Linked DNA regions of Homo sapiens: region 1 is linked to region 2. Evidence: chromatin contacts called from ENCODE Hi-C or POLR2A ChIA-PET data. All regions are on one chromosome and are shown on one strand. Each heading gives the region's core, a stretch centred on a gene start or an enhancer-like site at or near the end of the contact. The rest is flanking DNA. Distances are from core to core; before and after follow the strand shown.

Evidence for each region. A loop is a pair of places that touch in the nucleus more often than their neighbours do. ChIA-PET counts read pairs that join two places held with the same protein, here RNA polymerase II (POLR2A). Pooled maps may share reads with other maps.
Region 1: a pooled map shows a loop between it and region 2 (2.7-fold over the local background). The contact joins two enhancer-like sites. A Hi-C loop is called at or near these places in 2 of 50 pooled maps. POLR2A ChIA-PET finds 5 or more read pairs at or near these places in 2 of 52 experiments (H1 and OCI-LY7).

Annotation. Positions count from the first base shown.
Region 1 is chr1:184,646,523-184,651,639 of GRCh38, forward strand. No RefSeq gene overlaps it. Among named protein-coding and RNA genes, the nearest start is that of EDEM3, 110 kb to the right of the region's middle. RefSeq lists an enhancer at 2,925-3,254. Within about 2 kb of position 3,226, at least 3 of the 41 ENCODE cell types and tissues checked have a DNase peak (open chromatin) inside an H3K27ac peak, as active enhancers do.
Region 2 is chr1:184,071,711-184,076,887 of GRCh38, forward strand. TSEN15 (tRNA splicing endonuclease subunit 15) reads left to right here. Exons shown (of 5, transcript NM_052965.4): 4 at 447-588; 5 at 1,117-2,502. The coding sequence ends at 1,137. Among named protein-coding and RNA genes, the nearest start is that of TSEN15, 23 kb to the left of the region's middle. Within about 2 kb of position 3,926, at least 5 of the 41 ENCODE cell types and tissues checked have a DNase peak (open chromatin) inside an H3K27ac peak, as active enhancers do.

The DNA.
Region 1 (5,117 bases), core at 1,976-4,475, 570 kb after region 2:
TCATCTTCCTAACAAAGCACTGTGATTGTGCCCTGCACTGACTCAAAAACAGCCATTAATTTTCCACTGTTCATAGGATTCTTTCAGTCATTCATCAAGTGCTTGTTGAGGACCTACCATATACCAATTACTCTGCAAGACCCTGAGGATACAGCCGTGAGCAGAATCGAATTGCAGTGTAGATGGGAAGAGCCACACAGGCGAGCAAAACAGTGATGTGATGAGTGCTGTCCTAGGAAGTACATAGGGGTGTCAGGGAGGTGTAGACCACGAGCACCTCACCTGGGCGGGGAAAGGTTTCCTGGGGTGAGACAGCTAATCTGGGCAGAAACTCCCTTGTCTGCACTCAAGCTCTAGGCCCCTTTTCCTCCAGGCTGTCCCCACTCAGTGTTGGCTCTGAGTAAGGCACTCCTTAGCCAACTTAAACACCCTGCCCACTTGCCTTCCTCCCAGTCCTCAGTTCTGAATCCTTTCTCCATGTGTGGGACTGAAACTCCAGCAGGGCAGGACCAGCAGTCCTTCAGCCAAGTCCAGCCCCACGGTCAACACAGGATGGGCCCACATGATGTATTTTAAAGGTTTGAATTAGGTGCTCTGGCAGAGACCGTCAGGGCTGTAGCCAGGCCATGGCTGCCCCACTAAGAATGACATTTCCTCACCAGTTATAGGACACGCATGAAGCTGAGGTGGGCCACTTCCAAGGCTGGGCTTTCACAATGCTGCACGTGCCCCCCCACCCTCATCGCCCTTTCCTCTATTCCCCCAGCTGACACCTGGGCAGGTGGTGACCCAGCCTTGATCATGACCTTTCATATTATGACCAAGACATGCAAAAGACACCACCGTCCTGGTCCCTTAAGCCACTGTATTGTTGGCAGGGCAGCACAGGCTTATCTCGATGAATACAGTTGCCAACGTGTCAGATTTCAGATTTCCAGCATCCACCAAAAAAGTGGAAGATCTAGCAACACTACGTCCACAGTCCTGCAGGGCAGCAGTCAGCAGGCACCGAGTCAGTTTGCCACAGACCCAGCCATGCCTGGTGATCTGAGGTCTGGTGTCCCTGCCACAGCCCTTGAACTGTTGCTTTTCTGACCCTTCACCCTTCTCTATAAACTGACTGATTCTTGCAGACAACTGTAATTTAAAAACAGCCCTGCAGCTTATTTGAAGCATTTGAGCCTCTGAGTAGAACATGACTCAGGGAATCCAACTGCTGGTGAACCTCTTGCCTGCCTCTTCTCTCAGGACTTTGTGCCACTTAAAAACCCATACCTAGGCTCGGCACAGTGGCTTATGCCTATAATCCCAGCACTTTGGGAGGCCAAGCCGGCAGATCACTAGAGGCCAGGAGTTTGAGACCAGCCTGGCCAACATGGCGAAACCCTGTCTCTACCAAAAATACAAAAATTAGCCGGGTGTGGTGGCACGTGCCTGTAATCCCAGCTACTCTGGAGGCTGAGGCAGGAGAACTGCTTGAACCTGGGAGGCAGAGGTTACAGTGAGCCGAGATCACACCACTGCACTCCAGCCTGGGCGATAGAGCAAGACTGCCTCAAAAGAAAAAACAAAACAACAAAACAATAGAAAACATCCACATCAGTTATTTCAATCCTGGTTTAAGACCTAAATCAGACCCAGTGCCTAACAAATATTCTGTGTGTCCCCTTTACATCCCTGAAATTAAATTAATATTACCCACCTACACACACAATTTTAAAAATCAGTATAATGCCCTAATTGAAATATAAAAGAGAAATAAAAGTCATTTATGATGACATCATATGTGTTTCAATATGTTAAAGTTTGGTGCAACTACCTTAGCAGCCAGCAGGAAACAGTCAGATACTTGCTTGCAGAAAAAGCACCACCGCAAATCTGACAGCTGCAAATGCAGATTGGTACAGGTGTATGTGGTTTGGGTAACTCAAATACCACAAGTGGCATTGGCATTAGGGATGTGATTTTTTCAAAAGGTGAACAACACAAAATCTAGTTTATCCCTGATTCTCACAACAGTTGCATTCCTGGAAAAACTTCACGCATTTAAAAATATGCAACTAATACTCCATGGTCATGAGTCAAATGGAGTTTGATTTTAGGCTCAGATTATTCTGAACATGTTCTCCACTCAAGAATGCACAGTGGGCTGGGTGCGGTGGCTCATGCCTGTAATCTCAGCACTTTGGGAGGCTGAGGTGGGCAGATTGCCTGAGGTCAAGAGTTCGGAGTTAGAGACCCATCTGGCCAACATGGTGAAACCCCATCTCTACTAAAAGTACAAAAAAAAAATTAGCCAGACATGGTGTGCAGCTATAATCCCAGCTACAGCTACTTGGGAGGCTGAGGCGGGGGAATTGCTTGAACCAGGGAGGTGGAGGTTGCAGTGAGCCGAGATCATGCCTCCACACTCCAGCCTGGGCGACAGAGCAAGACTCTGTCTAAAAAAAAAAAGAATGCACAGTTGGCACCCAGCCATTATGCAGGACAGGAGCAGTTCTTCATTGGGAGCGTCACCCAGAGCATTGCAGGCTGTCTAGCATTTCTGCCTTTTCCCGTTAAATGGCGAGACCATCCCAACTCAACCATTAAGACAACAAAATTCACCCCCACAGATGCTTTCCCAATGAGAATCACTGCACCAAACCAAGAAGACACACAGAGAGGTGAATGGGGATATTGGGTAGGACTCCAAGATTTTCCTCAGACCTCAAAGATAATGAGACATCACCTCAACATGATTTCCTGTGACTATCCAGACTTGTTAGGCTTTTTCTTCAGCAAAGGAGTCAGGAATGAACAGAAAAGACTCTAGTAGACTCCAAGGTGAGTGTCCCGTTGGCTTTTCCCTCTCTGGACCCTGGGAGAAGAGGAGGAGGTAGATGACTGCTCGGCAGACAAGCTCTTCCTCCCCACCCCACTCAAACCCAACAAGACAAACTTCACTTCTTGATTTCTGTTTTTAAAAAGGAAGAACAAATAAAGCAAGAGGCTGAAACTGAATGAAATTCAGTTCTCCTGTCCCTCACATCTCCTGTCTATTAATAGCCTCTTTGAATGAGTCACATTGAGACATTTATTGGCTGTCTCTGAGAGTGCTTTTACCCAAAATAGTTCCCAAGCCATGTTTCTATGCTGCTGTGATGCTGGGACAGCCAACACAGGCGCCGTTTCTCAAAGAAGAAACATGCATGTAAATCAGGTTTCACCTGGGCGGGCTGGGCCGGGGCCCAGAGTCAAAATACCAATCGGCCCCTCACAAACTTAAAATACTGAGGGCATGAATGCTTCATCCTCCGGACTCTCCCCCAGAGACCAGCCTCCTGGCGTCTCCTTGAAGAAGCACCTCATTGTCTCCACAGACCTTGGTGTTGTCTCAACTCTTACATGGTTTCTTTAATGGCTTTTTGGGGGAATGCTGTTGTGCTTCCACATGTGTGTACTGAGGGGACAGGGACAGAGAGAAAACAAGTGAGATGTTATTTCTCCCAGGACCCTAGAGCCAGGGTCTGCTCCTCCTTGTCCCTCAGAGCCTAATCCCCTCAGGGCAGGTGCCTCACTTTCCTCATTTCATGCCACCCCAGCCCCTCATTTCCTCCTCTGTCCCAAGCCATTTTTAACTGTCTGACTGGGAAGGATCTGACCTGACAGGACAATTAAATATTAATACTGTGATTGAAGAGTCTGTGTGTAAATCAATTAAAAATAGGACATGTGGGGCTCAGATATTTTTAACCTATTTTTTCTTTCTGTCTGGAAAACTCTTGCTGCATAGCTCAGACCCGGGTGCCTTGGGGCTGGGATGGATTCTGGAAGGTGGGGAGGGCAGGCTGGGAAGCTGGTCACCACCGTCCTCAGATGGGTGCTGTGTGTAGGGGCTGATGTGGCCTTTCTCCTACCACGCAGAAAGAAGGGGGTTCCATGCACCAGTCCCCTCCTCCTCCATCAAAACCTCCCAGGACTAGCTGTCACTCTCTTTGGGCTCCCCTCCTGTGCCAGTTTACATCACGTTTGTAATTATTTGATTTTTTATTGCACTGTATTCTAGAATGTGAGGGAACACATTCTAGAGGGCAGGAACCATCCTCTCCATCTTTCCATACAGGTCCCCGCCCAGCTGGAATGTGCTGGGCACTTAATAAATGTTTGTGCAATGAACCAACAGCAAGACAATGACATCTGCCACTTGTTACAACTTCCTTATTTGAAATGGCAAACCTGTTTAATGACAATCCTTCTGCCCCTTCCAAGTCAACTCAAGGTAGCATGTGGGTGAAAACAGTTTACATGGAGAAAGTATAATGTTTATAAATAAACATTTATTCCATCATCTCTTTCTGTAAAAGAAGCAGAGTGGGCAGCTGCTCCCAGACCCCGAGATAAATTGATTACCCACCATCAGCAGGCACAGATTTTGGCTCTGAGCTTCCTGGAAGCCCAGGCCAAAAGGAAGACATTGTAGGCAACATGGTTTTCATTTACTCAGCCAAAAGATCACAAGTCAGTCTGCAGAGACAAAGTTTTTCCAAAACTCTCTAACTCAAGAGTGATTTGGTATGTGAATCCTTACACTGAAATCCTAAAGCAATTAGCCGGATATGGTGGTGGGCGCCTGTAGTCCCAGATACTCAGGAGGCTGAGGCAGAAGAATCACTTGAACCTGGGAGGTGGAGGTTGCAATGAGCCAAGATGGCACCACTGCACTCCATCCAGCCTGGGCGATACAGCAAGACTCTGTCTCAAAAAAAAAAAGAAAAAAGACAGAAATCCTAAAGCAAGCTTGTCCAACCCACAGCTCACGGGTCGCATGCAGCCCAGGATGGCTTTGAATGTGGCCCAACACAAATTTGTAAACTTTCTTAAAACATTAGGAGTTCTTTTGCAATTTCGGCTATTGTTAGTGTATTTTATGTGTGGCCCGAGACAATTCTTCTTCTTCCAGTGTAGCCCAGGGAAGTCAAAAGATTGGACACCCCTGTCCTAAAGTGTCATTTAGCTGTTCCTCAAATAAGCCACACTGACTTCTGCCACAGGACTCGTCCATCTCCTGGAATGTTCGGCAGAGCTTCTTGACATTCGCCTCCCTGCTCAAGTATCCCCTCAGAGCAGCCATCCTG
Region 2 (5,177 bases), core at 2,676-5,175:
GTGAGAGGAAGTAAAAAGACATGTGATATATAGAAAACAAATAGCTAAATGGCAGGCATGAATCCAACCATACCAATGTTAATTTTAAATTTGAATAAACACTCAAAAGGGCAGAGATTGTCAGATTGGATATAAAAACAAGATCCAACTATATGCTATCTACAAAAGATACACTTCAGATTCAGAGACAACAATTTTGGAAAACTGTCAACTATTTCTATACCATTCTCTTTCCTTTCCTTCTGTGATTCCAATTATGTGTAATGTTGAACTTATTTGATACTATACCAGAAGACTCTGATGTTATTTTTTAAAATTATTTTTTCTCTTTTTACTTCAGTTTGGTTTCTTGTGACCTGTTTTCAAGTTTTCTAGTGCTTTCTTCTGTCACATCTCATCTAATTGAGTGACCGCAACTCCTAAGTATATTGTGACTTTATTTTCAGGATAAGGGAGATCTTGAAGGCATCTCGAAAGTTGCAAGGTGATCCAGATTTGCCGATGTCTTTTACTTTGGCCATAGTGGAGTCTGATTCTACAATAGTCTATTATAAACTTACTGATGGATTTATGCTGCCAGACCCTCAGGTCAGTTTTGAGGTAACTGACAGCAAGAAGTACAAAAAGAGGAAAATTATGACGTGATTTTAAGTGTGACTCAAGTCAGTCACAGAACTGCCACTTCCTTTGCCATAGGGAAAATTCAAGAAAAAAAGTCTTGATTTTCAGACGTCAGAAAATTGGTTATATTTTGTTCAAAGTAGCATGTTCCTAGTTATTTTTGCAAAAAAAAAATTGATTTCCTTACTCTTTGGAGAATTTCATGGTTTTCCAAAGTATTTTATGAAGTCATCATGCATTTAATTATTTAGTGAGTAGCTGAGGTGGAATGTAAAGGCTAATAATAGTTGTAAGTAAAAAAACGCTTATTTAAGAAATGTTAAATTGGTTGACATTTTGACAGGAACATTTTAATAAGATAAATGTGCTATATGTGATTTCTTTACATACTTTGTTGGTATAATTTGGATAATTACATTAAATATCTTTCTAATTTTGCTTTTGGATTACATTGTTTATCGGAGAAAAGTCCATCCTGATCTTTTTTTTTTCCAGAATATTTCTCTTAGAAGATGACATCCATGTTTCCTGATGCTTGTTTTATTCATACAAGATTGGATTTGAGACCCATCAGACTGCTTCATCTTTTATCTCAGAAATAGGGTTGACGTACATAGTGAGGGTTGACTTCCCCATTCCATAAGGTTTTCATTCTGAAGAGTAAAACTTCCCCAGGTAGAAGACTTTCTCCTTCTTAAAAAATATAGGGTGATTTCTTTAAAACTTTGTTATCTAGAGACAGTTTAATTACAGTTATATACAGGTTTATGCCTAGGATGTATTCAGATGGGTGGGACCTGTGTGCTGCTTTTGTCATCCCACACTCAAAGTTGTCTCTTTGTTTCTTGCTGCCACTGCCAGCTCATTGTTGAGACTGCCATTTCTTTCTCTTACTCAGCTCTCCCCAGTGCCTTTTGGCCACTGCAGCTACCGTAGAATGGCATTTTATATGTACCTTGTCACCCACTTCTGTTTACTTTTTCCTCTCCAGTAAAAAGTAAAAGATTTCTTTCAATTGGTCTTCCCATTGCAGTTACTGTTATTTCTCTTTTTTGGTTAACTTTAAATCAAAACTCAAAATATGTTCATCCAGAGTGTGTCTTAAGTAACTTACGTGTCTTAAGTAACAGGGACCAGAGACATGTTACCTACAAGAGTTCTGGGCTATCCTTTTCATTCTTATCACATATCATAGCTTGAATATTACAACAGTGTGGGAGAGAATCAACCGTAAAAATGTCTTCATTAATTAGACCCAGTTATTCCACTTTTGTTAATGTCTCTCAAATTGTACAAAGTATAAAAAATTATATGCACAAAGATGTTCCAAGTGACATTACTTTTAGTAGCCCAAATTATAAACCACTTTAAAGTTTGGGGTAAAGATTGGCAAACTTTTTCTATAAAGGGCCAGAAAGTAACTATTTTAGGTTTTTAAACCTACTGTCTCTGTCATAACTTGTCAACACTGCTGTATGAAGCACAAAAGCAGCCATAGACAATACATAAACAATACGGGCGTGGCTTTGTTCCAGTAAAACTTTGTTTACAAATGTGGTGCCATAGTTTGTCATCCCTGGGTCTAGGAAATAGTCAATAAACAGATATATACAAATGATACATAATGTACTTATTAAAAATTAGTAATGAATATTATTAAAAACATGAAAATATTACCTTAAGTAAAAATTGCAAGACGGAAAAGTGTATAAGTGGGTGTAATCATGGCTGAAATAACAGACCAAGCATATGATAAAAAGATAACAAAGTAAATCAAATTACTAACTGGTTATAGTGGGATAGGAGGCAGAAAATGGATGACTTTGTCTTTTCTCAATGTTTTTATTTGTATTTTATAATAAAAATGTTTTAAAATTAAAAGGTGTCTTGAAATCTGTATTAGTTATCTATCATTGCAAAATAATATTACCACAAATGTAGCAACTTAAAACAGCACACATTTATTATCTTATAGTTTTTGTGGGCAAGGGACCCGGGCACAGATTAGTTGGGTCCTCCATGAGGCTACAGTCAAGGTGTTGGGCAGGGCTCCAGTCTCATCTGAGACTTGACTGGGGAAGGGTCAGCTTTTTCACCCACATGGTTATTAGTAGCCTTCAATTTCTTGAGAGTGCTCAATGCTTATATGCCATTGGCAGGAGGCCACCCTCAGCTCTTTGCCACGTGGGCCTTCTCAATATAACTGGTTGCTTCCTCAAAGCCAGCAAAGGAGAGTCTCAGCAAGATGGACCTTATAATCCTTATATAATGTAATCACATACATCCCATCACCTTTGCCGTATTCTGTTGATTGGAAGCAGGTCATAGGTCCTGCCTACACACTAGGGTTTCATGGCTGATTAGGAAACAACAATAACAAGAATGGAAAAATGATGAAAATTAGGAACATCACAAAATAGTATAAAGCATCATTCTTCATCTGTAGTCATTCCTGACTCCTTCCTTTGATGGTATTTGAATTTCACTTTTATTCTTGGTGGGAGGTCTCCATAACTCCTTCAGGCTCCCTCTGCTTCCCCAGAGGACATGAAGATGGACCTATTCAGAACAATATGTGTTTGGGTGACTCTAGTGGAAAATTTGCAGGTCTAAGAATCCTCAAACAGTTTATGATAAATTCTTAGGGTCTCTTGATTTCTTAAGTCTCTCGTTTGATTCATTTTGAGGTCTTTCATTATAATTCTAGAAAAATAGCATTTTCAGAAAGAAGTGTAAGGATAATGTCAGATTTGTGTGTCGGATCTGTTGACCAGTGGGCTCCTATATAACTACAAAACCAGAAGTGTCTTTTGGGGTTGGCTGTGAAAGGCGCTTTCCCAACTCTTTAAACTAGGATTGAATCCTGCTGTATGTCTTGGGATGTTTACTCTATTTCAGAATGTTCCCTGTGTACTTCACCAAAGTTGTTCTGTCCAAAGCCAGCCAGACACATCCTAACATGAATAATGGCCCAGAACTTTTTGGAAAGGGAGGCCACCCAGCTGTGTATGTCTCATTTTAATGAAAAACTAGATAAAGTGATTTAAGTAATTTTGTAAGTGAGTTTACATTTGTCTCCCTGTTAGACTGGGCTCCTTAAGAACAGAACAAGAAATGTATTTTTTAATACATCTCTGTATCTTGCCTCTTTGCACAGTAACTCACATATAGTAAACCCTCAGTAAATACTTGGCAAATGAATGAATGCTGATTATAGCCGTGTCTGATTATATAATGGCTTATTTTTTCCCTCAAGGCAAACTAAAACAATTCATTTGGACACCAGAGGGCACTGCTAGATAACCACAGCATTTTCAGACTCTACTAAGAGTAGATTAGCTGGAGAAGTGGTACTCTTGAAAATTTATTTTCAATCTGTAGGAAATAGCATAAATAAAAATATAAATAAGTTTTACGTACTCACATCCCCTTTTTCTTTCTGGCATGCCTCTAAAATTATACTGACATTAAATATGTGACTTGATTCATGCTTTGCTTAAAATGTAGATCTATATTTAGAAATAAAAGCCTGTTTAGGGTAGGGGTAGATGGGGTGGGTTTTATATATATATATATATATTTTTTTTTTTCTTAGCCATATGAAAGTATGCATTTTAGTTTTTCATTCTAAAAGCCTAATTTATCCTGAAATGAATTTCAGGATCACATCACATAGCAATAAACCCCAGCTCTGGAACACTCACTATTCTGGCTAAGTGCTGGTGGTAAAAGATATACATTGCTGCTTTAATATAAGCAGGTATTCCTTGTTGTATTGCAATTCTCTTTATTCTGTTTTGGGGATATTGTGTTTTTTACAAATTGAAGGTTTGTGGCAACCCTGCCTCAAGCAAGATTGTCGATGCCATTTTTCCAACATGATCATTTCATGTCTTTCTGTCATATTTTGGTAATTCTTGCGATATTTTAAACTTTTTTTATTATTATATCTGATATGGTGATCTGTTTTTCAGGGATATTTGATGTTACTATTGTAATTGTTTTGGTGTGCCACAAATTGTGCCCATATAAGACAGCAAACTCAGTTGATAAATGTTATGTGTGTTCTGACTGCCCTACCAACCAGGATTTCTGCCATTTCTCTCCCTTACTTCTGGCCTCCCTATTCCCTGAGAAACAGCAATATTGAAATTAGGCCAATTAATAACCCTACAATGGCCTCTATGTGTTCAAGTAAAAGGTAGTGTAGTACATCTGTCACTTTAAATCAAAAGCTAGAAACGATTACACTTAGTGAGAAAAACATGTCAAAAGATGAGATGGGCCAAAAACTAGGCCTCTTGTGCCAAACAGTCAAGTTGTGAATGCAAATGAAAAGTTATGGAAAGAAATGAAAAGTGCTACTCCAGTGAACACATGAATAAGAAAGTGAAACAGCCTTATTGTTGATATGGAGAAAGTTTGAGTGGTCTGCAGAGAAGATCAAACCAGCTACAACATTCCCTTAAGCCAAAACCTAATCCAGAGCAAGGCCCTAACTCTCTTTTCAATTCTATGAAGGCTGAGAGAGGTGACAAAACTGCAGAAGAAAAGTT